Linked DNA regions of Homo sapiens: region 2 is linked to region 1. A link is a loop called in an ENCODE intact Hi-C map of the cell type or tissue named here. Cell type or tissue: A673. All regions are shown on one strand. Each heading gives the region's core, and the rest is flanking DNA. Links, peaks and the distances in the headings are about the cores only.

What was found. Hi-C counts contacts between places; a loop is a spot of excess contacts. Peaks named below come from ENCODE experiments on the same cell type or tissue, not always from the same donor. Only the 100,000 strongest peaks of a DNase experiment are listed, where the experiment ranks them.
Region 2: it touches region 1 in a loop (15-fold over the local background); 84 of 110 quality-filtered maps call a loop at or near these places.

What each region holds. Positions count from the first base shown.
Region 1 is chr12:82,320,104-82,337,568 of GRCh38, forward strand. No RefSeq gene overlaps it. Among named protein-coding and RNA genes, the nearest start is that of CCDC59, 30 kb to the right of the region's middle. In A673, for the core only: a CTCF peak has its summit at 7,013 (motif pointing left); a DNase peak (open chromatin) is centred at 9,648.
Region 2 is chr12:81,640,501-81,657,965 of GRCh38, forward strand. All of the region lies in intron 4 of PPFIA2 (PPFI scaffold protein A2), which reads right to left. Among named protein-coding and RNA genes, the nearest start is that of PPFIA2, 110 kb to the right of the region's middle. In A673, for the core only: a CTCF peak has its summit at 4,200 (motif pointing right); a DNase peak (open chromatin) is centred at 4,241.

The DNA.
Region 1 (17,465 bases), core at 3,692-11,691:
AGCGAGAAAATATTTAAAACAAACAAGTAAATATGTGATTAAAGTGCTATGGATAAAAATTAACTAGGATATTATGACAAAAAAATTGTATACCAATGTTCCTTGTCAAGATTCAAATTGGGTATTCCAACAACTTTTTTTAACCTTATCTTAGAGCTTCAACAATACAGCATTTATTTATCTATAAACACTTTTAGCATGTGAAAATGGTAATTATTTTCCCATACAATGCCATAGATTACAAATATATTTATTAACATTAGCCTGTTTTTTCCTCAAAATGGACAATAGCAGCATCTTAAAACATTCATTTTATAGATGGAGAAAATGAGCCTCAGGGAACTTAAATGGCTGGCTCATGTTTATGTGTCCCAGCAGAGACTTGAACCTAGGTGCATTGAAGAAAAGTTTATTGGAATTTGATGATGCTGGCACATCACAAATATTATAAAAATGAATATGGCACAGTCCTGACTTGAAAATGTTTCATAGAGAACATGGTTTGCGGTTCTTAATCCCTGGGCAGCAGCAATCATGCTGCTTCTAAAAATAACCAAGGAAAAAAAATCTAATTCTCGGAAGACAGGCGACACTAGAAGAAAGTCTGAGTCTTACTGTCAGTCTTTCTTCTGGTTTGATGACCCTCATCTCCAGAAGCCATCAGAGGTTGGGTACAAAATACTTAGGTCACTTAGCTTCAAATGTAACCACCCCTTCCCTTTTACAAATGTTATCTAAGGTAAATAGAAGAACCAAAGATTAAGATCGAGAAAGACCATTGGCAGGGACTTGGTTACTTTCCTCGTGTGTAACTGACATGCTCACATTTGAAGCCTGAGGAGTGGTCATCACCAGAATGTACTCAGTATCATGTGCAAAATAGGGGAGGTGACTCTCCTCACCAGTTTAAATGCAATCTGATAAAATGTAGCTTCTCCGATCATTGATGTGGTGCTAAACGGCTTTGAGAGAATTAGACTTAGCTGGCTAATTGAGAGACAATCCAGTAGATTTCCCTAGAGGTACACCGGATAGATTTTCAAAGTAAAGGGTTGCTGAATTCCTGGAGGTATCATCTTTTGAACGAGATTCAAAATGGAAGTGTTCATGTTGGGGCTAAAAGGCCTAATACTGGCTAATGTCCACAGCAGGACAGAACAATTAGCAAATTTAGGAAACTGCTCTCATTTATGCCTCCGATAATATAGGTAATGTTTGCAAATCAAGTTCTTCCCTGCTTTAATTAATTCATGTTTATTAATAAATATGAACAGATTAAGTATATTTGACTTTATTGTACACTATATATACATTTGGGAGATCTCCCACATATGTATCACTAGAAAAGAACATTGCACATTGCATTAAATAATTTAATCATTAAAATATTAAAACAGAACTAATTATTTATTTTCCTTCCCTATCTTTACCTTCCTCCCAGGATCATCCAGTGTATATACCCAATTATCTTGGAGACTCTACCTCTACAGTTTTGTTTTGTTTTGTTTTGTTTTTGCACATAATAATTGGGTCAATCAAGGTTCAAATAAATGAGAACAAAACCACAGGAATCTCTGTGACATTTATATTCACAATTCCCTCCACGGCTTCCATCCAGTCTTGGCACAGACCAGACTCCTGTGTGGTGCCTATTGTGCTTTGCGGAAGTAACCTCGTATGTGCTATTAAGCAGGTAGATAGGGGAGACTAGTTCTTCAGACAGCCCAAATGCAAGCCTCCTGTGTAAGCACCTGCTCCCCATTCATGACTGATAATGCTCCCAAATACAAATTCAAGCTCACTGGGTAAGGCAAGGAAAACAAGAGGAAAAGGAAGAGAAAGAGAGAGAGAGAGAACACAGAATGGTGACACTTATGACATTAATTAATCAATTAGGAAAACAGAGCAATTGAAGAAATTGAGCATAATAAGGTCAAATGTAAAAAGCAGGCCAAAGAAGACAAGTTCAAAGACAAGATGAGAACTTTTAATCTAATTAATATGCTTTTGGTAAATCATAAAATGTATATACTATGCTAAAACTGACTAAATCATAAGGCTACAAGGGAGTCCAAGAGTGTGTTAGCTTCACTTGTTCTCTGAAAGGTGAATTTCTAAACTTCCCAACTGAATGGTTCTCTCATATTTTCCTGAAAACCCCTAGGGACAAATGACTTCGTAGCCTCCTGAACAGATTGACATAAAAATTTCATGACGGTAAAACTGATGGTGTTAGATATAAAAGAAATGGTTAATTGCTGTGCCATTTTGAAACTTAATTTTTTCTAGTTTTCCAATAAATCATTTTATGAGGTCTATTTTAATTTAGTTTTTTCATAGTAAGAGAATTGTAAATATAAAAATTTAAATCAGCTTGTAATAGAAATTTTGGAAAATGCTAGAAATTATGAATAGAAAAATTAACCACCTATATTCCTACCAACCAGCATCCCAGCATTAGACTTTCTTTAATTTCTTTGGTATATTTCCTCCTTCACATTATTATTTTATTATTATTTTTGTTGTTGTTTTTTTTTTTTGAGACAGAGTCTCTCTCTGTCATCCAGGCTGGAGCGCAATGGCGCGATCTCGGTTCACTGCAACCTCTGCCTCCCGGGTTCAAGCTATTCTCATGTCTCAGCCTCCCAAGTAGCTGGGATTACAGGCGCCCGCTGCCATACGCCCCGCTAATTTTTGTATTTTTCTTAGATACGGGGTTTTGTCATGTTGGTCAGGTTGGCCTCAAACTCCTGACCTCAGGTGATCCAGCCACCTCGGCATCCCAAAGTGCTGGGATTACAGGCATGAGCCACCGTGCCCGGCACCTCCTTCACATTATTAATTCAAAAATTTGGCCAGGCGCTGTGGCTCATGCCTGGAATCCCAGCACTTTGGGAGGCCAAGGTGGGGGAATCAACTGAGGTCAGGAGTTCAAAACCAGCCTGGCCAACATGGTGAAACCCCATCTCTACTAAAAATACTAAAATTAGCTGGTGGTGTTGGTGCACACCTGTAATCTCAGCTACTTGGGAAACTGAGGCATGGGAATTGCTCGAACTCAAAAGGCAGAGGTTGCATTGGGCCAAGATCATGCCACTACAATGCAGCCTGGGTGACAGAGCAAGACTCTATCTCAAAAAAAAAAGAAAAAAAAAGTCAAAATTTGGATTATTTTCTCTGTGTGAAAATATATATGTGTGTGTGTATATATATATATATATACATATATATATACACACACACACATATATATACACACATATATATACACACACACACACAAAAACATACACACATATGCACATAGAAATAAAGTTTTGTATCCTCCTTTTATTCTTTTTCTTTCTTAGAGACGGGGTCTTGCTCTGTAGCCCAGGCTGGAGTGTATTGGCGCAATCACAGTTCACTGCAGCCTCAAACTTCTGGGTTCAAGTTACCCTCCCACCTCAGCCTTCTCAGTAGCTAGTACTACAGGCACACACCACCACACCCAGCTAATTTTTTATCTTTTGCAGAGACAAAATCTCTCTGTTACAAGCATGAGCCACTGGGCTCAGCCTACTTTTTAAATTAAACATTACATTATGAACATTTTTAAAGATTTTAAACAGTAACCAAACTAAGATTTTTAAATAGTGCTGTAACAATGTAACATATTATAGTGGGTTGAATGGTGGCCCTCCAAAATATGTCTACATGAATCTGTGACCTTATTTGGGAAAAAGAATCTTTGCAAATGTGATTAAGTTAAGGATCTTAAAATAAGATAATCCTGGATTAGGGTGGGCCTTAAATCCAATGGTACGTGACCTTAGGAGAGTATAGAAGTGGCAACAGACAGAGAGAAGGTGTTATGAAGATTGAGGCATAGATTGCAGTGATACACCAAAGATTCCAGTGGCCACTAGAAGTTAGGGGGCATGGAACTCATTCTTCTTCAGAGATTCCAGAAGGAATCAACACTTCGATTCTAGACACTGGCCCACAGAACTGTGACACAATACATTTTTTGTTGTCATAAACCACCCAGATTGTGGTAATTTGTTATGACAGCCCTAGGAAAATAATACACATGGATAGATCATGATTTACTTAACCATTCCCAGAGGAATTTTTAAGATAAATTTTTTCTTTTTAAAAAAATTTTGCTATCATTAATGATGTTAAAATTAATATCCTTGACATTCACTCATTCAACAAATATTTATTATAAACACCTACTACATGCTGGATACTCTTCCAGAAAATTGGGGAAATGAGACATCTTGGAGCAAGGCAAGGGTTTCAGTCCCTGTTGAGCCTAAATTCAACTGAGGGAAGACATGATAACCAATACACACGATAAGTACACAAATTATAAGTATGTTGGAAGATGTACTGTGCTATGGAGTAAAGAAAAAAAAGCAGAATAAGGGAGTATGAGTTGGAAGGATTCGATCTGCATTTTAAACAGGCTAGTTAGGGAAGACCTTATCGAATAGGTGACATATGAGTAAAGATAGATGAGAAGACAGTGGGGAGTTAGCCATGTAGCTATCTGAGGAAGAGCTTCCAGGAAAAAGGGAGAGTCAATGTAAAATGACAAAGATTATATCTTTAGGATAAATTATCAGAAATGTAATTATCAGGTCAAAGTGTGTGGATATTTTTTAATCTCTTGATAAATGTCAAGAAATTGTCTGGAAAATTGCATCAAATTAGACACCCTGAAAATGCACCTGAGTTACTGCTTCCCCAAATTTCAATACTGTACATTATCATTGTTTTTATTAGCCAAATTGAAAGGCAAAAAACATAGATGAAAAACTTCATTATGCAAATTTGCTTATTCTGGTGAGAATGTATCTAGAAATCATTTTTATTTTTTTCTTTTAAGAAATACCTATACTTGGAAATGCTTGCTTTTTAAAAAATATTGAATTGGGAAACTTTATCCTGTGAATCAGAAAAGTTTATTCTGTGATCTGTGTCTTTAATATATTGTATAAATGTCTTTTCCCAGTTTGAAGCTTGTCTTTTAACTGCTTATTTTTACTTAAAAATATAGAAATATTTTTAAGTTTATATACTAAAATATGTATAACTTTTTGCTTTATAATGCATTTTAGGGTAATACTCTGTTATTTCTTATCTCCAAGAAAAGATGGATAATCAAATATATTATTTACAATTGTTTTCTAAGCCTGTTTTAAAATGAGTGTATTTTACAAGAATACTACAACTTTTTGCGAAGTATGACTAGGAATTTAAAAGTTGTTATATTTGTGTTTCCTAGCAAAATTCAAAACTTAAATGCTCATTTTATGTAAAATATTTAAAATGAAAGCATGGAAAATTCAATAATGATAAGAGTTTAAATATATCATTCTGAATATTTTTTCAAAATTTAATTATTGCTGTACTATGTATAGCATATAGTTGAGAAATTTTAGTTTTAAAATAAATTTTAAAACCTTTATCAACACATTATTATACCTTTAAATATTCAATTTTATTTATAATATATTGTGTTTCATAAAATAAATTACACATCACAATATTATATAAATAAATCTATATAGGCTTATTTCAGAGATACTGTGGGTTCAGTGCCAGATCACCACAATAAAGTATATATGGTAATAAAGTGAGTCACATGAATCTTTTGGTTTCCCAGTGCATATAAAAATTATGTTTACACTATACTGTAGTCTATTAACTGTGCAAAAGCATTATGTCTAAAAAAACCCAATGTATATACCTTAATTTAAATATACTTTATTGCTAAAAAAATGCTAGTGATCATCTGAGCCTTCAGGAAGTCGTAATCTTTTTGTCAGTGGAGAGTCTTGCCTCGATGTTGATGGCTGCTGGCTAATTAAGGTGGTGGTTGCTAACGGTTGGGATGGCTGTGGCAATTTCTCAAAATAAGACAATAACAATGAAGTTTGCCTCATCAACCAATTTTTCTCTTCAGAAAAGATTTCTCTGTAGCCTGTAGCATGCAATGCTGTTTGATAGCATTCTACCCACAGTAGAAGCACAATAAAGCGAAGGGCAATAAAGTGAGGTATGCCTGTATATATACACACATACACACACACACAGCAGATAATATATATAGAAAACAAACAGAACAAAATCTAGAACAAAAATGAAATGGATATATCAAACTCAGAATAATAGACTTACTTTGATAGAGCATTAAATTTAACACTAAGCTTCCTGACTTAAATAATATCTGATACAACAAAATCAGGTCTACCTCTGCTATCACATAACAAGCAGCCCACAGGGCTTTTGTAACCTTTGCTTGATTGAATTACTGTCACCGAGAAGTTCAGTGAAGCATTTTCTGCTTCCTAGCAGTCTCCATCATTCTAGTATTTATAAATAGCAAAGAGCAGCAGGCTGCAAACAAAACTTCCATTGGAATAACATATCCAAGATTAGTTCATTTATAAAGTTCCTGCTAAATAGTCAATCCCCTTTTAGCTGATCATGTTTTCATCCTTTTCTAATTTCCTACACTTGAAGGGGAAAAGCACTTAAAAATATTTAGAGGTATTATTCATTCAAGGTTTTCTTCTGTTTCTATGTATATTCTTACATTTGAAAACTATGCTCATGTGATCAAATAAGACAAAAGAATATATATTTATATATATTTATTAACTATTTTACAGTCTTCTGATTTTTTTCTGACTTTGGTCATAAAAGGTAAGTAGAAATCACATTTACTATACTCATTTCAATTTTATGTTATCTGCACTGTGTACATAAACTAAATATATGCCAAAAATTTCCCTCCTTCAAAAGGAAATTTAGATTCATTCCTAAATGATTTGACTTTTGGAGGGCTATAAATATATAGGCACTTTTTGATTATGTATGTGTAAACTTTGACCAATCAAGATATTTGAGTGAATATTTTGAATTCTTAACTTTATTCCATTAATCAGTAAAAGAATATATTCTTAAACAATTTGTAATTCCTCACTAGTAAAACAGTGCCTTGAACTCCCTCTGCTGGCCTTATAAGGGTAGTTTAACTTTAAAAAGTCATTCACATATTTGTATAATAATCTAGCATCGAAAAACAGAAACACTTTATATGTTGCATAATGACTTCAACTATAATAAAAATTCAAGTTAAAATATACTTATCCTCTTTTAACCCTAAAAAATACAGCTTATATCATAAAAAGTGATACTGAAAGGCTATTACTATAATATAAAATCACAATAATCAAAATAGTCTGAGGCCTGGAACTCCCAGCCTCAAGCAATCCCTCCACCTCAACACTCCAAAGTGCTGGGATGATACACATCATATGTCTGTATCAAAATATCTCATATACCCCATTACTACATACACCTATATACTCACCAAAATTAAAATTGAAAAAAAAAAAAAAACAGAAGCAGGCACAGGAAAAATTAAAAAAGAAAGAAAAAGATCAGTGTAAAGAGTAGAGCATCCAAAAGAGTGTGTTAGGAATTTAAGGAATTGTTACAAGCATGACAATTGAATCAAGTTGGGAATTAGGAGTTTATCAATCAATGTATACTTAAATACTTGGTCATATTTCGAAAATAAAACAAAGATATATATTGACTTCATACTCTAAACCAAAATAAACTCCAGACGGAATTTTAAAAATTTAAATATAAACATTAAATTAATATAATCATTGCAACAATATTTTGAAGAATTTCCTATCTTTAGATGGGAAAGTTCTTTCTAAAAAACAGGAAGCTTAGCAGTGATAAGGGAAAAATAGTCATATTTATCTACACACATATTTTCATAAAAGGAAAACACCATAAACAACATCAAAGGCAAATGATTGGGGCAAATATTGCAACAGATATGATAGATAAAGGCATAAATTCCCTACTACACAAAAAGCTTCTATAAATTGGTGAGAAATAGAAAAGGAACTCAATAGAAAAATAAGCAAAGACTTATGCTAAGGAAATTCACAAAAGAAATCTAAAGAGTCAATAAACATACAAAATCCTGCTTGTCCTCACTAATAGTCAAGGAGAATAAAAGTAAAATGCACAGTGAGGATTACAAGTCATTAACGGGATACTTAAGCCTTGGGCTAATTGGCAAAAATTCAAAATATAACAACATCCAGTGCAAGTTGCTGCAATCATTTAAAAAATATTTCGGCAATATCAATAAATCAAAGACACACACACACACACAGGCACACAACATTTGCTGAAGTAATTTCACTTGGTGAATATCGCCAATGAAAACAAAGTACCAACACCAAAGGACATGCATCTGGTGACACGTAATGTAATTTGTTTGTAATGGCAAAAAATAGGAAACATTCTAATAGTAATCAAATATAAAATACTTGAATACATTTTAGTACATTTTATTATATAATTATTTAAATAAAATATATAATATATACATATTTGTCAGAAAGAAATATGTATTGCTAATGATGAATCATTAAGATGAACCATGATAAATAATTTTAAAAAGCAGTCACAACAATATGGCATTTGTATATGATTTTTCATGTTTGGGTCAGCATAAAAGAAGTTGTGGAAGGAAAGGACTAGGCCCTTTATAGCAGCTATCAATGAGGTAGGAATGGAGAGGGTGGGGGGAAATTTTAATTTTTTTATATACATTTTTGAACTTTTTTACTAATTAAAATAGGTATTAATATTTTTTATAATTGGACATCTTAATAAAAATTAAAATTCAAAGATAGACAGCTAAAATGAGGTATTCCTATATATCTTTCAGGACATAAGGTTTGTTCTGTACATTTTAGGTCATAGGCTCTATCATAATTCCTCTTTATTTTTCGTTTATTACCCCCAAAAGGTAAAAGAAATGCTAACCTTCCAGCAGTCATGTCCATGAAATTCAGGTGCGGAGAGGAGAGAGGCAGCAGGGGAATTTTCCAGCACTCATACTTCAGAAAACTCCCCAATGGATGTTGAAAACCACCTCTTCAAAGCCCACCCTGTGCTCAGAGCAACGGCTTTACATATTAGGTAAATGATAAAACGTTCTCCCCACTTGTTTTCCACAGGTTTCATTAGGGGCTGGCTGTGATCACCTGTGACAGCAATACTGATTCCCAATATAGTTTCAAAATTATGCCAGAAAAGTAGTGCAATATTTTTTTTCCTCAACCTTGGCTGCACCTTAAAATAAATTAGAGAATAAACAAAGAAAAAATATTGTGCTCAAGTTGATTGAATCAAAATCTTGGAGATAGGCATTGGTTCTCCTGTGCTGTTTTTTGTTTGTTTTTTGTTTTTCGTTTTCTTTTTTTTTTTGAAGCTCTTCAGGTGATTCAAAAGCACAGTGAGTGTTGGGAAACATTAACAGGGTAAGGGTCTCAAGCCTGGTGCTAAGGTGGTAATTGGAATCTATTTTTTCAAGTTTCTGCCCATTTTGGGAGCAAAGGAATTAACTGCTTTTTTATTTCAGACTACCTTTTTTTTTAAGGACTATTTGTATAGTGAACAGCGCTGAGAGAGCTGAGAGTAGGTTTGTTTACTGTCTAATATAATAAAGACAATGCCTCCCTCTGGGTCAAAGGTTGGGCAAATCACAAAAGATACAGATTTTCTAAGCTCAGAGTTCCCCTGCTGTGATAAAAACCTACTGCATTTATAGCATCCAGCTGGCCTTTATTGAAGAACCCTGTGGGGATCAGGTTTCAGGGGACTGGTGAAAAAAAATGATAATACTCTGGCTACTGCTATTGTTGTAAATAGTAAACTGTTCTCTGTCTTTGAGTCAAGAATCTTGTCTCTTCTACCAGTATTCATAAAATGTGGAGGCTAATTTGTTAGCTTGCAAGTTGGGTAAAATCTCAGACCCTTTGCAGTTTTTGACAGAAAGTTCCAGTTTCTCCATAACCACAGCCACCCTTCATATCATCTCGGCCATTCTAAGAGATATGGTTTTAATTCACATTTCCCTGATAACGAATGATACAAGGCATATTTTCCTGTGCTTGTTGCCATCTATATATTTTCTTTGGTGATGTGTATCTTCAGATCGTTGGCCCCATTTTACAATGGATTGTTTGTTTTCTTGTTATTGAGTTTTAAGATGTATATATTTTGGAAGCAAGTCCTTTGTCAGATAGGTAATGTGCAAATACTTTCTCCCAGTCTGTGGCTTGTGTTTCCATTTTCTTAATGATGCCTTTCAAAGAACAGAAGTTTTTTTATGTTGACGAAGTCATAGTTATCAATGTTTTACTTTATGCATCATATTTTTTTTTTTTTGACGGAGTCTCGCTTTTTTGCCAGGCTGGAGTGCAGTGGCGTGATCTCTGTTCACTGCAACCTCCACCTCCCGGGTTCAAGCGATTCTCCTGCCTCAGCCTCCCGAGTAGCTGGGACTACAGGCGCGTGCCACCACACCCAGCTAATTTTTGTATTCTTAGTAGAGATGGGGGTTTCACCATGTTGGCCAGGATGGTCTCGATTTCTTGACCTCGTGATCTGCTCACCTGGGCCTCCCAAAGTGCTGGGATTACAGGCATGAGCCACTGCGCCCAGCCTACATATCATAGTTTAATCTAAGTAACCTTTTCCTAAGTCAAAATCACAAAGATTCATCTAGAAATATATTTTTAGCTTTTATATTTAGAACTATGAATCATTTTAAGTTTTATACAGGCCAAAGTTCTTTTATTTCTGTATATGAATATTGCAGAATTGAATATTTCATATGAACATTGATTAACCACCATGCATTGAAAGGATAATGCTTTTCCTCCTGAATTACCTTGTTAACAATGAAAAAAATTGATTGACTGTACATGGGTTTATTCTGGACTCAATGGTGTTTTATTCATCTTTATATCTACTTTTATGCTACTTGCACATTGTCTTGATCAGTGTAACTTTGTGACAAATTTTGAAATCAAATAGCTAAATTTTCAATTTTTTTCTTCTTTTTCAAAATTGTTTTGCATATTCTAGGTCCTTTGCACACTGTTATGTTAGGCCAGTTCAAGATGGCAGGTTGGAGTTAAAGTATAAATTATGTTCAAAAGGGCTGAACAAAATGAGAAGTCACAGAGTTTGGACATTAAGACAGGGAACATGTGTACATAAATCTGGTTTGCACAGGGTCAGTAAGTTATTTTTCATTTGTGGTATCAATTAATGGGAATCTGGTTTTATTGTCTGACCATTCCATGTCCTCTTCCATTCTGATATTTTTGGTTGTTCTAGTAAATTAACTACTGTCATTCGGTCTTATCAACAACTGCTAATTTCTTCTTTTATTTCATGTTTTCTTGAAGGTTCTGTTATGCACTACATGCAAAAGATTGAGTCAGTCTCAGAGATTTGTTGAAAGGACTGTACCAGGTAATCTTTCCTAAAATAACCTGTAACTGTAACTCATGGTTTCAGGTTTGGGAGTTAATGTGAACATTGCTCAGACAACATTTAGACTCCACCAGAGGACTGGATTATGATTTCCAGGAATCATTTTAGTCCAGATGCAAGGTTCAAGAAAACAGATCCAGAAGAACAGAAATTACTTACATAGAATCAAATACATTAGTAAAGCATATTTAATTGTGGTTATTTCTTTTGGCATGCTATTGGTATTATTTTTATAAATCTATTTTATGAAGCATTTTAAAGGAAATCTTTCCTTTTATGATTAATTTATCTCTAACCCTTAATTCAGTAGATTATAGTTTTGCAATTTGAAATGAAACTTTTTAAAAATGATATCTGATTCTCAGAGACCTCTCCAAATTCAGAAACAGATGACTGTACTGAGCCTTTTTATTCATGGCAACACATTTATTTCATAGGTTCAATAAGAATCCATCCTTCCTTTTACCGGGACAAATTGACAGTACCACTCAGGTCATATTATAGAATTACACTTGATCATAACTCTCTAGAGCTCATCATTAAAAAGATAAGTATTTAAATTCACATATGGAGCAAATACCCAGAGCATCCTCACACCAAACTGGACTGTCACCTGTGATATGACTTAACAAAGTCCCAGTCTTGCAAGTGATAAGGAAAGTCACTTCCTAGCCAGGAATCTAAGAATATTTGAGTGATTGCAAAGAGAAAATTCACTCAAATTTATAGGCACTGCAATAAATCTTGTATAAAAAGACTTTTGTTTTTTGTTTTCTAGACTCAAAATAAAACCGCAAAAAAGAGAAATTTAAAAGTCTAACTCTGTTTTCCTTCTGAAATATTCAGACCATAGTTAATTTTCTAATAGCAATTTGTTCAACCCTATATGCCCTATGAGGCTTATATTAATTAATACTTCTCAAGGTACGTATGTAAATAATCAGGTTAAAATATTATGAAACTAGCCAGCTTTGTGATTTGGAACAACCTTTATAAATTACTTATGATCATTATAAGGGGACACTTAAGAAAAATTATCCAAAATTTGGAAATAAGGCAAAGGGAGAGCAGCATATCCTTTTAATGTCAAATTCAAACATTGATCAACTCAAGAAATAGTCCTTTATCTAGGGAAATCAATAATTCTATTGCTATGTTTAAAGAATTATCTAATATTGATTAAAGACTCAAACTATGTAATTTTACATGTTAACTTGTGTAACTTTGTCTGGTATTTCCTTTCAGTAGAAAATATAATCCAAGAAATTATGGTTTTATTGCTTTATAGGATATTAACAAGTTTTGTGTCTCACTGGCATGCTCACTCAGTATTATTTTTCCAGTGAGAATATAATTCCTGTTTATTTGAACCAGCTTAGTCTTCCTGATAGTTATCTCATTAATGAGCTGAATAAATTTTGACAGGTGTTCATCTGCTATTTTATGATAATCATATATATACATGTAAATTACATATATACATATATATGTAATCATATATATATATATATATTTAAGAGAAAGAGTCTTAAAATGTTGTCAAGGACCATGCTGGAGTATAACAGCTATCCACAGGCATGATCATGGTGTGCTACATCCTCAAACTCCTAGGCTTAAGCAGTCCTCCTGCCTCAGTCTCCTGAATAGCTGGACTACAGGTGCAGGCCACCATATATGCACTTGCATTCAATCTGTCGCAATATGTTGTTTTGGTTGAAGTATTTGAAGACATTCCTGTTTCACACAGATATGTAGTTGGGGAAATAATAATTATTTTTACAATAGTCTTTTCAGTTAATTAGTCTAATTTTTAATGATAGCTGTGTTTAGCAGCCAGTTTGCAAAATTCCATGCTTACCAGGCTCACACCTTCCTCAATAACACATTTCTTAGTGCCTTGAGAAGGAAGTATCCTCAACTGCCCCACTTTAAGGTAAAGTAAAAAGGGGCTGGGCAGATTCATTCCAACATTTCTATTTTTGGGGGTGTTTGGACTTCATCCTTTAGAGAATGCCAGCAAAATTCAGGCATTTCCACTTTTTAAAACATAGGTTATTGGTGAGTCCACACTTCAATTAGTCAACTTATCAGGTTATTAATGTATTTTTACATGCGTTAGTCAAAATATTAAATTCCATATTATGGGTGAATGCATCCATGACAATGAGTTCAACACAATTGCACCTTACATTTTATCTTCCTTGGTATAATCCCTTAAAATCCATTCCCACACACATTCTCTTGTCAATACAGATTGGTGAAGTGCTGAAATTCTTACACTACTTTTCATCCATTCTAGGTCTGGAAGAAATTATAGGTGCACCATGAGAAGAATGAGTTTCTGAGGCAAGTGTATGCATTCAAAGATTTTTTATACAGAAGAGATTTGTTTTTGTTTTTGTGGTTTTTTTTCTTTTTTTACTATCTTCTATTTGACGAAATTGATGGTGGGACTGGGAAGAACATGAAAATTCTCAGCCTTATCTATGCTGCTCAAACGTCTCTGTCTTGTGGTTTAAAACTTCACCCCTTTTCCACTGATACTTTTCTATCAGCATAAGAGACCTAGAGATGTTGAGAATTTATTAGAATTAAAACTCCGCAATTGTCACAATCAAACCTTGGACTTAGTTCTCTTCTATATCTTCTCTATGGCCGTAGGAAATGAGAGGCTCATTCAAATCTGCTCTTTAGGCTTTCTGATCATCCATGCCAGATATTTTAAATTTTCAATAGCACAATTTCTACATCTACACTCTCTGGTGTTATCAGAAGAAGCCGGGTGACACCAAAAAGTTTATAATTACTCTGTTAGCCATTGCAGCTAAGTTTCATAATCATTTAATATCCCAATCCCTCGGCCTGCTCATATATTTCATCCCATGACAAAAGCTGTAATCATTTGAGTAATAGTAATGTCACTACACATAATGAATTATCCATATCTCATTTCTTCCCAATACTCCTCAAATATTTAAGCAATTCATTTCCTAAATTTGAAGTTCTGTTTCCTGGGGCTGCTTCTGATTACAATTATTGTACCAATCAGGTTCCTGGCAGAAAGCAGATGACACAAATCAACTAGAGAAGAGGTTCATAAATAAACCATTTACACAGGTACAGACGAGGTATAGGGAAATCACAAGGATTGTGCCAAAACCTGATTACAGTAACATTTCCAGGTTCTTACTCCCCACTTCCCCATACACACACAGACTCTGCCTATGACTTTATTTTAGTGTTTCTCACAAAAAAATTAATTGGGGGGTAATCCAAGATTCTCCCTTGCCTACTGCATCCCACTTCAGTTAATTAAATACCAAGTCCCATCCATTTCACCTCTTAAATATACACCTAACATATCTTCTAAACACAGTGACCCCATGCAGTGTGGCATCATGGTTCGATGCTTACTGAGTGATAAGAATTTTAGTATAACATTCATTGTATAATGTATACACTGGAGCCTCAGAAGAAGTTGTGTAATAAGGAACTAAGTTGCGTAGGTTCTATGTCATAATAAGAAGTTCATTTTTCTTTAAATTACAGCAACAGAAAAAAATAGGGGTAGCAGAGCCCTTTATATGTCCATAATATTTTTGTTTTTGCAGTTAAATGCTCAGCTTTAGAAAAAGCATTAATACATCAGCACAAAAGACATGGATTTTAATATGTAGCACATTCAGTTATAGCACTGCAAAGAGAATTAGGAAAGAAGTAACTATAAACATCCAGCTGCAGAGTTTAAGCAGTCTCATGCTGTGACTACAGAGAGTGCAAATTATATGTTCTCATCTCATTTTAGAAACCAAAACGCATTATATTAAAGCCTAATTTATGTTACAACCTGGGAATTATTAAGTTTAACACAATTTAGACAATGTATAGACTTACTGAATTCTTTATTTTGATTAGTATCACTGAATAAATATTAAACTGCCTTACATGAGATAGATAGCGTCAACACATACAAAGGTCTCCCTACCTGAACTACTGCACCAATTTTTTTTTTTTTTAAGAGACAGGGTTATACTCTGTCAACCAAGCTGGAATGCAGTGGTGTGATCCTAGCTTGCTGCAGCCTCAAACTCCTGTGTTCAAGTCATCCACTCACCTCAGCCTCCTGAGTAGCTAGGACTACAGGGGTGCACCACCATCCTTGGCTAATTTGATTGATTTTTTTTTTTTTTTTTGTAGAGACACAGTCTTGCTATGTTGCCCAGGCTGGTCTCGCACTCCTCGCCTCAAGTGATTCTCCTATCTTGGCCTCCCAAAGTGCTGGAATGACAAGCATGAGCTACTGCACCCAGCTACTGCACTACTTATTGACAATAAGTTTCAAGACAAAGCATATCTGTAGTTCTCTCTGCTTATTTTGTATTACCTACATAATCTGTGTTGTAGTAATATTTATTAATATAAAGTGTGGGTGGCTGCATTACTTGCAAATTAAGTGTAACTTAAATTCATGGATCTTCGTCATTTTTGGTCATCTAAAAAGATCTACAAGGTATCATTTCATTATAATTCATTTTTAAAGATAAAATATGATAAAGAAGTAACTTTCTATGAGATCTCTATGAGAAAAACTAAGTAATATCTACGTGCATGATGTCCCACTCCTATATTTATTTATCCTGTTTTTCTTCACTCAACAACATCTCTCTGGCCCAATTTAATCCAAAAACGTAAGACATACTTATTTCTGAAGAATGATTTTCACTATAGGATAGAACAGACAACTCTCTGAACACTTGAAACAACTTCACCATGTTAAACACCCTTCAATTGCTAGAAAAAAATAGACCATGGAATCTTCTGTTTTTATAAAGCAGTACAGAAGAAGACATTTGTAAAATAAGAATAAATGCTAGGTGGAAAGATCAATTTGCCTTTCTTTTCTAAGCCCCATAAAGAATTCTTCAGGCCAGACAGGCTTTAATAACTGTCTAGCTTTGGTTCAAAGAGCATGTATCTAATAGAAAGAAAGAACAAATGTCCCTCATGTGTTCCAAGGAAAGGATTCCTTTATAAATGTCAGAGTAATAGCTAGAGTTTTCTGCTATTCTGAAATTAATCATTGCAATGTTAATGGCTCTTTATGTGCACAGGAGGTGGGGAAAAGCAGAATTAACAAATACATAGTCCAGGGCCCCAATCTCCCATAACCTCTGTTTATCAAACCCACATTCTTGGATTCCTCAATACGGGTTTCCATGTTTTGTTTTGTTTTGTTTTTTAAAGGATAGGAACATAACTCAAAATGTTAATATCTAATGCTAATCTCTTTAAATGAAAAAATAAAATCATTTTCTGAAAGCATATTTCCTTCCTGAAAGATCTGAATAAAACGAAACCCTCTAGAGAACTAAAAGTTTCTAAGAGCATACTACAATATATCAGATATTATTGAAAAGAAATGTGGCAGCTATTTTGCTTCAAGTTAATTAGGAAAATAAAATATGCTTTCTTTTAGAAGTCATGGAAATTGTTGGAACTTTTTGATAACTTAATTAGGCACTTTTATATTTAAATAAATATAAATAAGGAATTGGAAAATAATCATTTTTCTCTCACTGTCTTTCAGAACCATGCAATACTGTTTTTCTGCATTTCCTTTTCAGTAAAACCGATTATTTGGGCTATCCAGGGGAGTTTTTAAAAAATCTCAAAATGGAATACTTTGCAACATACACTTGATATATATTTATGATGATAGTTAATATGCTAAAGCTTCCCAAATACACATGTGATATAAATTTATTTAGAAATATTTAGTATAAAACAGAAAATTTTAAAGGAAAACTCATTAGAAAAATGTTTAAAGATTTATATACACAAAGTTCATTACATTGTCTTTTTATTTTAGGATAGTCATAATTGAAAAGTCAAAATTTGGAATTAAAAGATTATGGCACAAAATTATAATAAATATTATTCAACTATGAATCACTAGAATGCTGATTTAGAATAGTTGAAGATGTAAAAACATGTTTTTAACATAGTAAGAATAACGGCCGGCCATGGTGGCTTACGCCTGTAATCCCAGCACTTTGGGAGGCCGACGCAGGCGGATCACCTGAGGT
Region 2 (17,465 bases), core at 368-8,367, 680 kb before region 1:
GACTTTTGCTCCATATTTTCTTTATTCACAACTTTTCAACTATCTTCTTGATATGGGGATCTTTATCTATGACTTCTATCTAAAACTCCAGTTTAAATTTTCTAGTGCCCCATCATCCATTTCCATTGACAGTACAATTAAACTTTGTCGAAAACAGAATTAATTTCAAGCGAGTTTTTCCTTCTGAGATGTGCTTTTGTTATAACCAGGATACTATTCACAATACTACCAAGAAAATATAAATCCTAAAAATAATAAACTCATGCCATTTTGAGCCCCTAGAACATTAAGTACATAGTTATTTATTTTGCTTGCATTATTTCATAATGCTCCTAATCACCCAATGAGCTAGCAACCATCATTTACAGTTTTTTTTTGCAAATGAAGAAACACATGAGACCTTAAAAAAAATTAAGTTGTTTGCATAAGCCTAGTTTTTAGGGAAGGGAATTGGTGATAAAATGAAATCGATTCTTTATTGATACATAATTGCACATATTTATAGGATACATGTGGTATTTTTATACATGTACATAATGTGTAATGCTCAAATCAGGGCAATTAAGGATATCCATAACCTCAAACGCTTTTCATTTCTTTGTGTTGGGAACATTTCAAATCTTCTCTTCCAGCTATTTTGAAATATATAACAGGTGTTAAATATAGTCTGGAATGGGTTTTAATCAAGGTCAACTTCACCGCAAGTATTTAACCACATAAATTTTATTATTTCTCATTAACTAAGTCACCTAGTTAAAATAATTTAACTAGGCTTTTCTCCCTTTGTCACTTATTTCATAGATTCCAAATCTCATTGATTATTATCTCACCATATGTAGCATTTCCACTTCCATGGCCACAATTCAGATTACAGCAAATTACAAAAGTGACCACAGTTCTTTACTGATCTGCCCATTGCCAAGGTACGCACACCTTGAATCTAACCTGTCCGGTGATTGACTGTGGCCCAAAGAATGCCCCAGAAGTGAGGCTGTATGAGTTCTGAATCTGTGTCTCAATAGATTTTCATGCCACTGCTCTCAGTCTGGAGCCACGGGCCACTGCTGCCTATTGAAGACACCTGGTCCAGCCTGTTGGGGGATGAAGGACCCCACAATATGATGAGTCGTCTCAGCTGAACCATTTTAGAACAGCCAGGTTCCTTGATCTGACAACTGACCACAGTCATATAAACAAGCCCAGCCAAGTTCACCTGAGCCTTGCCCACATCAGCAGAACTGCCCTGTAGAGCCAACCTCAAATTCCCACCCCATAGAATCATAGGTGAAATGAATATTTACTATTTTAAAACACTAAGTGTCTAAGGAGAACTAAGTGTCAGGGTGTCTTATTATGCATCAAAGTGTAGCTTATCCATTCAGGAAAACTCTGCTCTAGTCAAACTGAACTTCTTACTATTCTCCCACTTTTGTACTTGCATACTATATTTTAACACTTTCATATTCTTGCATTCATGTGTTACTGATTAAATTCATTGAATATTTTATCCTATCATATGACACAATTCTAGTTATCCAAGGCTTGCAGTATCAAATAATGGAGATGATTTCAATGATTTATATCATTGTTATATATATGTAGATATATACATGTATAGATAGGTGATAGATAAATGTATTGATATTTCAACTATATGATTTCAATTATATATATTTTATCTCAAAGACTCTGTTATAATAAGACTTATACACATATATACACACAAAAGCTTACATATCTGAAAGTTAAAGAGGTAAAACAAAAAAGTAGGAAAAATAGCAGATTAGCTCCAGTTATAGAACAACTTCTATGCAGAGTTATGTAAGATTTTATGCAGTTATTTTATCTCTCTGGCCTTAGCTTTTACATCTGTCAGAAAACTTATCACCCTCCTATGTTCCTATTTGTAACAAAAGAATTTTCTTGGAATGTTAATAATAATGTTAATAAAAACTGAAAATATATGCAGTTCCTTCCATGTTGCAACTATTGTACTAAAGAATGCTGTGTAATGTCCTTAGTACAGTGTTACAATAAGGGACAATGGATATAAAACAAGCATTGCCCCTTATTATAAAAGTATAATAATATATGTAATATATATATACACACACATAATAGATACTATATATCTATTATATACATACATGTATGTATCTATTATATACATACATGTATGTATCTATTATATACATACATGTATATGTATGTATGTATTATATACATACATGTATATGTATGTATGTATTATATACATACATGTATATGTATGTATGTATTATATACATACATGTATATGTATGTATGTATTACATACATGTATATGTATGTATGTATTACATACATATATAACATGTATTACATATGTGTTGTAAGAATGAAATGAACATATTTATGTTATATACACACAAATGTAAAAAATGTGTATATATAACATATGTAATAATATATGTAATATACACACATATATAAATTATATATCTCTTATGTGTATATAATATATATTTTATATAGTGTATATATCTATGACATTTATTATTACATGTTATATATACACGTATATATTTTACATATATGTTATATGTGTATATATATTTCATAAATATATTCATTTTATTCTTAAAACATATATATCCAAATTACTTAAAATATCATTATAAAAATAAAATATACTATCATTCAACACTCAATTCAGTTGGTTAAAAGTCAAAGGGATTATGATTTGAAACTCATTCAGAATAACTGTCACATATCTCTCTGAAGGATAGGTTTTCAATAGACATCAAGAAACTGAAAAATAAACACCAAAGACCCCTCAACCACTAAAATACTTTTGCAGACACCTTCCCTATAATTTCTATTAATTATCCTGCATAATGATTTCTAGTAATTACACAAAGTCCAATAAGTCTACAGCTTCTAGTTCTTTAGACTCTGGAATACTTTCATTAGATGCAACAAATTATGAATGAAAATAAGTCGAAGTAGAATGTTTACTTGAATTACATTTGGTAATAAGAATAGAGAGATAAATATTGTTATAACCAATCAATCCTGGTGGGCAGGATTATTTGAGTTATGGATCTTGGGAAAAAATAACGATATACAGGTTGGATGATGTGACAGTGAGATGGTTTCTTATCAGACTGAGTAACTGAATTTGGAGTCACCTGAAGGTAGGTTATCAAAATCAGGTGGGGAAAATCTGGCTCAACAAAATCCCATGTTTAAAACAATATATAATTTCATTATAAAATATTTTATTATTCTGCGATTTTGTCGTAGAAGAGTGATATGACTTGAGGTCTTCAAGTAGTAAGGTAATTTGGCATTCTAAAGCATAGAGTGATTTTAAAAGAGATAAAATCAATGTTCCTTTTCTGTTTGGGGAAGGGCTGTTTTCCAGTTCTGAGCTTCCCATTAAAAGAGGAATAGCAACAAACTTTTCCCCAATTTTCGAAAGCAAACTGAGATGAATTGATGTCAAATGGGAAACATTTAAAAGAACCAGCACCTTGACCAACAAAAATGTCAAGTTTTTTTGAATTAAATTCCATAAAATGTTATGTGCATTAAACATATGCTGTTAAAAATACAGATAATACACCACAGAAAGATTCTATAAAAATAATCATTTTTAAGGATACAGTAGTGTGTTGTATTATACCTTTTACATTATGATAAAATTTACTTTTGCTAGATAATCTATACCTCAGTATGGGTAAATGATGCATTACTATATTCTATTGTCTGAAAATCCATCAAGACTCACTCAGGCAAATAGAAATGATGTTTACATGAATATAGCTATCACATCGCTGGTTATATGTAAGTTGGTGAACACACTAAATATATCCCCTTAAGTTTGGATTCCTTATTTTTAAAATAAAGCTTTTCTAGATTAGGTCATATTCATAGTTCCTGATAGCTCTGTTATTTTAAGCTAAATCTTAGTTCTAAGATAATTAATACTTATAAAAAAGTAATCATTAGCAAGTACAATATTGCAGACTTGTATTGAGTCATAACATGAAAAACTGACAAAATTTTCAAATTCTATTTTCTACCTTTTTAGTTTTTTCTTCAGAAGTAGTATGGTGCTTTCTTTCTATACTAATTTAAAATAAATAAACTGTCAGTAATTTAAAACATTATTATTCTGTTAATATTTGTTTTCCATTTTCTGTAACATGGTTAAGCATGTGTTCCCACAAGGTGGTGCTCTTTATTTAAAAATTACAACAGGAAGCAGTTTTGTTCTATGTAAGCATAGTGCTCAATGATGATACAGATTGAGCATGATTTTAAGTCGCTAAATGAGCAGTGAAAATGCATTTATTACTGAAAACTTATTTTCATTTGATTTTTATTTTTTAAATGCTAAAAGTATAAAACATTTTGGTAGCAATTTCAGTTATTAAGAATTTAGAGGTTTTAAAAGTTCAGAAAATGCATAGTAGCCATAAACAAAAACACAAAGGGAGGAATAGTAAAAATAAAATTTTGGCTGGAACAGAAATTCTTCTCTGGAAATAAAGAAAAGCTAGAATATAACATAGAAATACTATATTTAAACCTTCTAATATTAAACTAAGTACAGAGGAGTCATATACTAAGCACACTTTTTTAACCTGAATTTAGGTATTCAGAAGGAAAAGGAAATAAAGAAAGAGAGATAAAGGGAAAGAGAGAAGGAAGGAAGGAAGGAAGGAGAAGAAAGAGAAAGAAGGAACTTTTAAAAAGAAATTGAATAGTGGTATTAATTTTACTCATCATATTTTTCAAATATTATATTTCCTGACTGTCTGGTCCCTCAGTTCCTTCAAGACTCATACAGTTTTACATCTCACCCTGCTGAGGCCCAACTTAATGTTCAATATTTTACATGATTTGCTTACACCACCCCTCAGCATAAACCAAATTATTTTTCTGGTAACCACCTAAAGGAAGAATAATATGCACCAATACTGAAAAAAAATAGATAAGAGTTTTATTTCTACTTCGGATGTAAAAAGTGTGAAGGGAATATTGATCCCAGGCTAAAAATGAGAAAGAGGTAGGTAATTCTGAAAAGTATTATTTTTTTCTTAAACATTCAGAAAGCTGAGTACTTAAGACGTCCCTCTGAGATGAACAAAATTCCAAAGGTTGACAAGTTCCTTTGAGGAAAGACAGGACACACAAACTGTTTAATTATCAGCAGAACATGGAGCCAAGTGAAAGCAGCCATAAAAGTGGGTAGTAGGGAGGCAAGTAACATTTTAAAAATTCTTAAGACCTAGCGTGGGCTATCATGAGAAGTCAGAATTCCTGAGGGCACCATTCCAAGGGAAGTCTGCACCTGCTTGGACACCAGCTCTTTTACAAGAGGGGTTCAGCTACTCCTGGAGACAGGTAGGAAAAGAGAACAAGACAATCTGCTGCTAGAGGAAGGGCAAGATCCTGTCTAGCATCCAACATTTAGTCCTGCTTTGATAACCAAAGCCATCTGCCCATGGGAGAGAGACAGGAAACCCTTCCATAAGACGCAGGCAAAGATTGGCTGCACTGGCAAAGAGACAGGAGACACTCTTACCCCTTCCTCCTAGGCCAAGGTCAGCTGCCATGAAGAAAGGTATAGAAGTCTTACTCCTCCAACCAGCCCTTTACAGTAGGAAAAGCCATCTGCTACTGAGGGAGGAGTAAGACACCAACTTAATTCCAGAATTCTACAATGATATAGTATATTGCTACAGGGGAAAGGCAGGAAATCAGCCTGTAGAAACACCCAATCATTCAAGGCAGAGGTCAGCTGTCTTGAAGGAGGGCTAGAAAACTTGATTGCACCCTAGACCCTCTAGAGAACAGGAAGGGAAATGAAGAAAGACCCAGTGCTGAGGTTTGGTGCAGAGAGCCAGCATAAGACTGGGGCTGGAGGAGAACTATGAAGTTCCAATCTCCCCTTTCCTTTGCTCCTACCATGAGACTGGCAGTAAGTAGGAAGCCACAATAGTCTATTGCTAGGGAAGGCACAGGAATGCAAAGAGAAAGCCCTCACTCCTCTTTCAACACAGTCATGCAAAGTCTTCTGAAAGTTAAAAATGGAAGAGGAACATTTTGACAAACCCTCTGACATTGCAATACTCATACAAATTATAACATAGGCGCAGTCCATAAAAGGAAGAATTTTAAGCCTGTGTTTCACTGAATGTGTCCATAGTGACACTAAAGCCCAAATCAAGCTCAACTACTTTCTGCTAACTCAAACTCCAAGTTACTGGCCTGTGAGATAAAGGGGAGTGGACATTCAGGAATACAAATATTTACCTCAGTGTCTTCTGTGTTTTTTAACCAATGCAATGTTTGGTATGGAAGGAAGGAGGGAAGGAATGAAAGAAGGAAGGGAAGGAGATGAAGGTGGGGGGAGGGAAGCAGGGAGAAAAGGAGGAAGGAAAAAAAGTTCTAGTGTAAAGCAACAAAATAGTCCATAGAACCAGAAACATAGAAATTCAGGATGATGACACTTTCAGGCAGAGATATGAAATTAAAAATTATGGATAATTTGAAGGAACTGGTTAAAAAAAAAGGGGGGGGGAGCGTGTATAAACAAATGGGGAATTTCAACACAAATTTGGAAACTATAAATAAAAGAATCAAATACAAATACCAGAAATTAAAAATTAATTATCAGAGATTTAAACATTCCCTTAATTGGGCTTAGTAGCAGACCAGACATAGTAGAGGAAAGATCAGTGAACTTGAAAATGGGTTAATAGGAGTTATCCACACTGAAGCATATTGAGAAACAAAATGGAAAAACAGAAAACAGAACATCTAAAAGCTGTAAGACAGTATCAAATGGTCTTATATGCAAATATATTTTCCAAAAATAATGAAAAAAGAACAAATCATACATTCAAAAAGTTCAGAGAATTCTAAGAATGATAAGAGGAAAAGCGTAACCAGAAAAATCGTAGTAAAATTATTAAAAACCAAATATGGCTGGGTGCGGTGGCTCACGCCTGTAATCCCAGCACTTTGGGAGGTCGAGGTGAGCAGATCACGAGGTCAGGAGATCGAGACCATCCTGGCTAACATGGTGAAACCCTGTCTCTACTAAAAGTACAAAAAATTAGCCGGGCGTGGTGGCGGGTGCTTGTAGTCCCAGCTACTCAGGAGGCTGAGGCAGGAGAATGGCGTGAACCGGGGTGGTGGAGCTTGCAGTGAGCCAAGATCGTGCCACTACACTCCAGCCTGGTCAACAGAGCAAGACTCTGTCTCAAATATATATATATATATAATATACATATAATATAATATATATTATATATACTATAAAATATATAGTATATATAATATATAATATAATATATAACATATATAATATAATATATATTATATATATATAAAATCTTGAAGACATCATCAAGAGAAAAAGAGGAACTATGATTAAAAATTAAAGGAGGCTTCTTGTCAGAAGCATTGAAAGCTAGAAGACAAGGGAGCAACACTTAACCAAAAGGAAAAAAAAAACTCAATCTAGAACTCTATAAATATAGAATATAATTTTATCCAGAATTACAGAAAAAGTATAATATCTCATGACCCATTATGTTTTAGTAAAGGAGTAAGGTTAGTTCAACAACTGAAATCAATGTATACAATTCACTGGAAAAGAAAAATCACATTATTTTCTCAATCAATAAAAAGCAAGAAAGACAAATTAATAAAATTAAAATCAATTCATACATACAAAAAAACTTTTAGAAAACTAGGAATAGAAAAGAACTTGCTCAGTTTAAAAGGGGAAAATTATTAAAATGAAATGAAACACAACAAAGTATAAAATTTCACAGCTGACATTCATCTATGTAAAAAAAGCTATTAGAACTAATAGTGTATACAGTAAGATTGCATGATACAAAGTTAATATAAAAAATCAATAGTAAGTTGATACACTATCAACAAAAAATGGAAATTAAAATATTAAAACAATTTTGAGAAAATTTTAAAAGACCTAAATAAATGAGAGGATATTCCATATTCATGGATCAGGAGATTAAATATGGGTAAGATATCAATTCTCCTTAAATTGATTTATATATCCTATGTAATCTCGGTGACTCTCATGCAGGGTTTTTTCTTTTTTTGTTTATGTAGAAATTGACAAGCTGATTCTAAAATTTACTCAGAACGTGAAGGCCTTTATTAAGTAAAACAATAAGGAAAAATAAGAACAAAATTGTAGCTCTTTCAAGGATTAGTATAAAATTGCAGTAATAATGACTCTATTATTGGCAAAAAGATAGACTTACAGATCAATGGAAAAGAAGAGAGTCCAAAACAGACCAAAACATATATGGTCACTTGATTTTGGCAAAATACTATGGTAATTTAAGGAAGAAATCATAGTTTTTTTTTAAAGAAATATAACTAGAACAATTGGCTAGCCATATGAGAAAAAATATTTACATGCCATACACAAAAATTAATCATTCACAGATCATAAGTCTAAATGTGAGAGCTAAATTCATAGATTCTAAAAGAAAAAGCAGGACAAAATCTTTGTCACCTTTATTTAGAGAAAAATTTCTATATAGGCCTCAAAAACAAGGAAAAAAATAAATTGGACTTAATCAAAATTAAAATTGCTCTTTGAAAGGCACTGTTAGAATAAATAAAAAGGCATGCAACAGATTCAGATAAAATATTTATAAAACACATATCTGATAATGGCTTTGTCCACTCACTACATAAAAGAACTCTGAAACCTCCATAACAAGAAGATTAAAAAGTAACTTTAATGGGCATATAGACAGCCAATAAATGCATGACCACATGTTCAATGTCATTACTTAACAAGAAATGGAAAGTGCAAACTGAATAAGATATGACATATCCACTAAAATGACTAAAATTAGGAGTGACAATACCAAGTGCTGCTGAGGTTGTGGATCAATTTAGAATTCTCATACATTATTGTTGATGATGCCAAATGACATTTCATTTTGGCAAATGTATGCCATTTTCTTACAAAGTTAAATATGCACTCATTGGAAAACATAGAAATTCTACTTGTAGGTATCTGCTCAAGAGGTTTTAATATATATTTGAATATTTAGAGCAGATTTGTTCATAATATCTGAAAATTAGAAATGGCCTTAATATCTATCAAATGGCAACTGGATAAACAAACTGCGGTATATGTATATAACAGAAAACTATTCAACAATAAAGAGGAACTATTTTACACTACTGATACCGCAAAACCATAGAAGAATCTTAAAAGCATTGTGCTAAGTGAAATAAGTCATATTGTGTGATTCCTTTGATATAAAATTCCAGAATTGTCAAAACTATCATGACAAAAAGTAGATCAATGGTTGATATGGTATTAGTGTCAGTATAGTCTGACTCAAAAGGGGCCCAGGGAAATTTTTAGGGCCATGGGAATGTTCCATATATTGATTGTCATGGTGATTAAAGAACTACATACATTTTTCAAAACTAATCAAATTATGTTTTTGTTTTTGTTTTTTTTTTTTCCTGAGACGGAGTCTTGCTCTGTTGCCCAGGCTGGAGTGCAGTGGTGCGATCTTGGCTCACTGCAAGCTCCGCCTTCCAGATTCACGCCATTCTCCTGCCTCAGCCTCCCCAGTAGCTGGGACTACAGGCGCCCGCCACTGCACCCAGCTAATTTTTTGTATTTTTAGTAGAGACGGGGCTTCACCGGGTTAGCCAGGATGGTCTCGATCTCCTGACCTCGTGATCTGCCCACCTCGGCCTCCCAAAGTGCTGGGATTACAGGCGTGAGCCACCGAGCCCAGCAAAATTGTGTATTTTTAAAAATGTGGATTGTACTCTTTCTCTATTGTACCTGAGTAAAAAAATTAAATATACCGGATAACTTGTACTATTAGTCTTTAACATGCCTTCTTTCTAAAGGATTTTCAAAAATAATTTGAGTATTTTTCATTTTTTTCTTAAGGCTTTCAAATAAAATCCCTAATGCATAAGAGCAAATCTACCATGTATAGACTTATATCCTATAGGAAATAAGAGAAAGAGAATGTTCTGGAGCAAGGGAATGAAATTAAATGTATAATTTAGGGAGGTAAAACTAGATTAGTTTAGGGAGGTAAAACTAGATTGCTGAGGTTGCAGGGTAGGCACGGGTTGAAGTTTAGAAACCTATGCAATATTTCTCAAATAATCAATTTTTTCCTCTTTAATTCCAAGTGGAAGATTAAGAATCAAAAGAAATATTTGGCCTGAAGCCAGAGATTTTAGATTTAGCTACCTGCAGTGGAAGCTATGATTGTTCTTGACCACCGTAAAAATGTAGGTAGGAACGAAGAGAAACATATGGCCAAAGACTGAATTTCAAGACAAGCTCACTGAATACAGTGGGAGAAAGGAGTCTCCAGGCAGAAATAGAACAGTTTTAAATTCTACGGAGAGGGCAAGAGAAGTGAAGAATGAAATTAGGTCACTGGATTCAATTATTACAGATACAGATATAATTTTCAAGCATTCTGTTTTAGATGGAGGTTAAAAATCTTTTCACATAAAATGGAGGGAATCATAGTTGAGAGACTGTAGTAGGAGATATAATGTACTAATTTGAGGAATCTGGCTATATAGTAAAGCTGTAGACCCCAACTGGGAGGATATTATAGTTTCATAAAAGGATCTTCAGCATAGGGGACATTCCAAAGCAGAGAAAAGTGAGTTAATGGAAAGGAAGAGACTGCTGGAGGGAAAAGGAATATCTGAAGGTTTAAGTTCCCCCAAGGAGCTGGGAGATAAATGAGAGCAGTAACATGGGTAAAAACCAAGAGAGATGGAAAAACTGTTCTAATCTATTAAGATGTAAAACAGAGATTTATTCTTCCTGCAGGCAGAAACATTAACAAAACTTTTTTTTTCAAAAAAATTTGAGTAAATAGTTGAAAGTCAATGTATCTGTATTGTATTACACTTACATGACCAAAACTTAAACATGCTATTTTCTTTTTGTCTTTTCTTTTCTTACTACTCTCTCTTTCCCTCTACTTGACTCTTTCCCTCAAGGTCAGCTTCTGATGTAATGATTCAAAATTGTGTTACTTCAGTGGTGTTATGACTGAATGCTACAAGAGTCTTAAAGTCTTCATTATAGTTACCAAAAGATTATCACAAATCCTCACATAACAGTGAAATGCAAGTTTATTCTTACAGATGAGAAAACTGATGCTCTGTGAGAATAAGTGGCTTGTCTAAAATCAAAGAGCTCATAAGTGATAAAATTGGAATTAAACTCTTGGGTCATTTCTTAGGACTTCATTCCTATCTCACATAACCACAATATTCAAGAAATATTATCTGTTTTGTTCTTTCCTTTGGTATTATTGGCTTTTGAAGATAGCATCCCCTTGTGATTAATTACAAAGAGGAGTTTCCACAGTTGACAGTTTTGACCAGCCAAAAGAAAACTAGTGATCTTAATTCCATTTCTGCCAATAACAAGATGCGACCGTAGGCAGGTTATTTGCTCTTTCTGAACGTTGATTTCTTTATTTGTAAAGTAAGGTATACAGTTATACAGTCTGTAAGATCTTTTCTAGTTCTACATTTCTATGAGTCTAAAAGTAGGATGACTGTGAAAGACCAGTTCTACCTTGGAGATGAGCCAAATTTGAAATTGGCTATTTGTTTATAGCCTTCTTCACTCTTCACTTGGATTTTACATATAAATGCTATTTTTAAAAAGTCATACTAGATAAACTGGCTGCAAAATTTAAAACAGAATACCATTGAGGTTTTCGGCTCATGAAGCTATAAAAAGCAGTGTGAACTATAATTGTGGCCTTACAAAGTTATCATTGGCGATTTGCTTCAGAATTTCATTTCCATCTCATCTTACATAGTAAAAAAAACAACACAAAGACTAAAGACCCAGAAATCTCAGAGAGCTACTCAGAATGTATTGCTGAGGAAAATTTTCCCTAAGATATTAATTAGGTAGAAAGTCCTGAATGCAGTCATTTGACTAATTAATCCTCATTTACATAAAAATAAATCAGTTATATCAATTACTGTGGGGCAATAGAATGTGGTTCCCCACCTCCCCGTCTTTCCTTCTGTAATATAAGATTCATACATTTTCTTCCTGACAGCTAGTTATTTAGTGTCCTTTACTGCACATTTTTCCTCTAATTTGCTTCATTGTTGGTTTGGTCTTAGATTTCTTTCCTCCCATCTTTCTACTTGCTCTTTGTAGATGGTCTCACTATTCCCATATCATTATATATTATTTACATACTGTTATCCCTGAAATTTACATCTCAATCCATATGAAGAATTCACCTACGCCAAACTAAAGAACATTGCCCTTTTCTTCCCACTCCCAACCCCACCCAAATCTTTCTTATGTTCTCTGTTTTGGTAAATGTCATGAGCATCTATCCAGTAGTTCCCCAGACTTAGGAGCCATCTTTAATTTTCCTCAATATACGAATCCAACCCATCAGCAAGTCCCCAATTCTAACTTCATAATATATCTCAACCCAATTCACTTCCCTACTGCTATGACCCTAAACCAAACTCCCACCACTTACCTGAACTCCTGTATTAGCCTAGCCCTTTACCAGATTCTTTTTGGTTCAGTCCTTGTTCTATTTCACTTAATTTTAAGAGCAACCAGCATAATATTTTTAAAACATAAATCTTGTCATGTAATTCCATAGTACTTCCACTTCCATCATTTTCCATAGTACTTGGAATAAAATCCAGACTCCTACAGGACCTAGCATGATTAGCTGTTGCCTCTCACTCCAATACCATTTTATGCCACTTTGCCTTTAGCTCACTACATTTCTGTCACAGTTAGATCCTTTGTTCCTTGTCTTAGTATCTTAGTGGTGCTGTAGCAAATTACCACAAATGGATCCCAGACATCCAAAACCAAGTTGTCAGTAGATTTGTTTCCTTCTAAAAGCTCCAAAAGAGGATCTCTTCCATGCCTCCCTCCCAGATTCTGGTGGTTGTTAGCAATCCTTGGCATTCCATAGATTGTAGAGGTATCACTCCAATCTCTGTCTCCATTTCAGATGGCATTCTCCTGCACCAGTCATTAGATTTAGGGCCCAACCTAAATCCAGGTTGATTTCAAGATCTTTAACTAATGGCATCTATAAAAATCATATTACCAAATAAGGTCACATTCTGAGGTTCTAGGTGGATATAAATTTTGAGGGGACAATATTTAACCCACTGCATTTCTTCTGCTATTTCATCTCCCTGATCTTCAGATGGTCCATCTTCTGAAAATCACTTCCTCAGAGAAGTCTTCCTTGATTTCCTTCCTTTCTTCATCATAGCTCCCTGCTGTTTCCTTCACAATGCCAGCCAAACAAGTATCATTTCAGTGGCATAGTTTGTATATAATATATGTATATGTGAATACATACTAAATATAGATATGAGTAAACATATAAATATAGTAATATGTGCGTATAAGTGTATATACTTTGTGTTATCAGCTAAGAATATGGGAACATTTCTTAATTTAACTGTCATGGCATATACTCAAAAAAAGCCAGTAAACAACTGGAGTATTCAAGGAATGGAAAAAAATTAAAAAAAAATCATCTGTAGAATGAAAAGTACTAGCGAAGAAGAAAAAAATTTAAAAAATCTGTGGATTTAAAAAATAATAATAAAATGAGAAAATAATGTAAATGTAAAGAAAAGATACAGAGTGATAACACCTTGTATTATATAAGATGTTGAAAAAAACATCTATTTTATACTGATTTTTTTTCTTAGGCTGAGAGATAGTAAGTCCCAATATTAACAAATGTAAAATAAACAAAACATAATTGTAAGTAAAAACTGCGAGACACTTGATCACTATTTTAAAAGCCTACTAACATAAAATCCTAACTAATTACTATCAACGATGTATGGATCTTGGTGATTTGTTTATAGAATTAAATTTCTGCACAGAAGAACAAAACAAAAAGAATTGCTTCATAAGTCTTCCTCCTAGCATGTTTTTCTGGCTATATAATGAGTATATAGACCTAGCATTTATGGAATAAACCCAACTATCTCCTGAGGTCATATTCTGTGTATTGCTTCATTTAATTAACTAATTATAAAATAAACATGAGCTCCAAAGGAGACCGTAAGCTCCAGATCAGAAAGCAGCCACACCAGCACCTTAATTGCAGTCCATTAAACACTAAGCAGAGGATTCATCTAAGATGTTCCCAGACTTCTGACTCCCAGAAACTGAGATTGTTATTTTAAGTCATTAAGGTTGCGTCAATTTGTTACGCAGCAATAGAAAATGAATACACCTAATAAAACAACTTGGGAAGCGCTTCTTCTTTTTAACTGTCTGTTAGAGCTTTTAATAGGTGGTATAATTCCTTCCTTAAATGATTGTAGAATTCACTGGTGAAGCCATTTGGTCCTGAAGTTTTCTTTGTGAGAGGAGATTTTTAATTGAAGATTTTTTCTTTTATGTGAAGTATCACCTGAATTTTTTATTTCTTGAATTAACTTGGTTGAAGTGTGTTTTTCTAGGAATTTGTCCATTTCATCCACAATTTTAGATTCATCAGTATAAATTCTGTTGAAAATATCGTCTTATCTTTGATTGTCTGTAGGACCTATAGTGATATACTCTTACTGAGTTCTGCTATTGTTTATCTGCACCTTCTCACTTGTTTATTTGATGAACCCGCCAGAGAGTTGTCAATGTTAATTTTCCCCCAAAAATCAACTTTTGCCTTTATCCTCTATATTAAATATTCCAATATATTTTATTAATTTCTGCTACTAACACCATTATTTTTTTCTATATATTTTAGGTTTTATTTACTTGTTTTTCCCTAGGTTCTTAGATTAAATGTTTATATAATTGATTTTTAGCCTTTATTTTTCTAATACATATTTTTAAAAATATATTATAAATTTCTCTCTAAGTTGGGTTTTAACTGCCTTCCACATGTGTCAATATGTAGTATCTCAAAATGAATCAAAAAAATTCTTATTTGTACTTGAATTATTTTTTGGCCAATGGGTTAATTAGAAGTGTCTATCTTGTTTTCCAAAAATTTTAGCACTTTTTAGTTATTATTTTTAAAATTTTCATGTTTAGTGTTAACTACTAGCTGAACTCTGCTGTTAAAAGAAAATGTATTCTATATGATTTCAATTCTTTGACAATTAATGTGTTTATCTGTATATGGCCTTCATTTGGTCAATTTGGGGAAATAAAGTAAGCGCTCTATATATGTCACCAAGGCCAAGCTTATTTATCACATTGCTCAGATTATTATCTTTACAGACTTTATATTCTAGTCCAATCAGATCTGCGGAGAAGTAAAATAAAATGTTCTACCATGATTGAGGCTTTTCTATTCTCCTTTTGATTCTGTTAATTTTTGTATGTATATTTTAAATATATGTTATTAGATGTATAAACATTAAAAATTTTTCTACCTACCTGGTACACCAACTTCAATATTGAAAGCTCTCTTTTTAAATCTATTATTTTTTGAAAGACCATGGTTATTGACATTAATGTAGTTATGTAGGCTTTTTAGTTAGTATTTTATGGTATACCTTTTCTATCACTTTAGTTTCAACCTTTATTTAATTATCATATTTGTTCTCTCTTATCTGTTATTGTCTGTAGGATCTAGCTGCTCTTCTCGAGGAGTATCTTTGTGGCGTATTTTAGAATTTTTTTGTAAATACATGGTTTCAAAAACATTCTTGAATTTTATCTTGAATTGACCATTTTTCTACTTATATTTAATGCAATTTCTTACATGCTTTTGTTTAAAAGTTAGAATGATGATGTTGGTTGTAATCAGTTTTTATTTAAATTCTTGACCTGTTAGAGAATGGTGATTTAAATTAGGTGAAATCTAGTGTTTCTGAATAGGTGTATGCGGAAGATTTCTCCAGACTTCGCCATGCACAATATGTCCATGTAACAAAGCTGCATTTGTACCCCCTAAATCTATAACTCAAGAAAATAAATAAAAATAATTTTGCAGAAGGAGTTGTCAATAGAAGAAAAATAGTCATTCATGTAGATTAGCCATTGTAATCTGTGATAAAGGAAAGAAAAATTTTTAAAAATAGGATTTTCTATAAAAGTTCTCACCATGCTTCAATCAAAATATAAATTATGTCTATGAGTAAAATATAAGAATATCCAGAGAATTTATTATATAAATGATTTAGTTACTTTCAGAGAACTTTGGTGAACTCTTTTGGTAAAATATTAAATATTAAATATATATAATTTTAACTCCTCTTCCTATAATACTTATAAATCTTCTAAATGTACTTTAATAGATTAAAATACCTCTTTGAAAAATAATTTAATAGCCGATCATAAAATCTTTAGGGCATATTCCTATTATGTGGTATTCTGGAATCAACATAGATTTTAATTGTAAGTAATAATTCTGCAGAATCTCAACTTTAATTTATTATGAATATACAATCAGATCCATTTTTAAAGTGCCTGTAGTGGTTATAATTAATGTTAAGTGAAAAAAATGCATAAATTTCACGTTTTGCTGATTAATGTTTCCCTGACTGTAAGCACTTGAAAAGACTGTCTAGTTACAGAAGAAAAGCTAGAACAAGTTATTTTCCTTCCAGATGAGTGCTCCTTAACACAGAGACATAGCTCCCCTGGGAAGGTTAATGCTGCCGCCAATCTTCTGGAGACCCAGAGAGGGGAAAGGGAAGAATCCCAAGCCAAAGAGGTTTGCAATTTCCTACAAAGCCAAAGTTTAATGAATACTAATGACAGAACAGGGATGGATCCTTGGAAAACTAGCTCATTTCTTATCTTGCCAAAAGAGATAGAATGCAGTACCAACTTACTGGGGTCCATGGAGAAGCAACAGAAGCTACCTTGGACCTGTACACGTCCTGTTGCCTCGGGCTATCCTGGAGATTGGCCTTCAGACTCACCTTCTTAGAGAGCCATCTTCATTCTTTCTGGAATGACTAAGCAAGTATCAACCCTAATCTAACTGAGATTGAACAGGCTATTAGGCTACACAGTCACAGGGAGGATGTTTAGGGTTCCCTAGAAAAAGTAAATAATTTTGAAAAAGATTTCTAAGAATCAATTTCAATTTTATTTTCTAAATAAATTTGGCAATTAAATGCAAACTGATGTACCTTAAACAGTTGCAGTAGCTAGCTTTTGTAATTGCTAAAGTCTGTAGAATTGAAATACCTTTGGACCAAGAAAAGAAAGATCCTTGATTTATTCCCATACATAATGAAGATCTTAATGTAATGCAAATTAGTTATTTAAGACCTGGTTCAACATCTACCTCTCAAAACAAGTCTTCCAAAAAAATAAAAATAACCCCCCCAACCCAAATTACCATGATTATTTCCATATAATGCAAAATTAATCATTTATTTATGTACTCATTTTTACACTTGTTAATCAT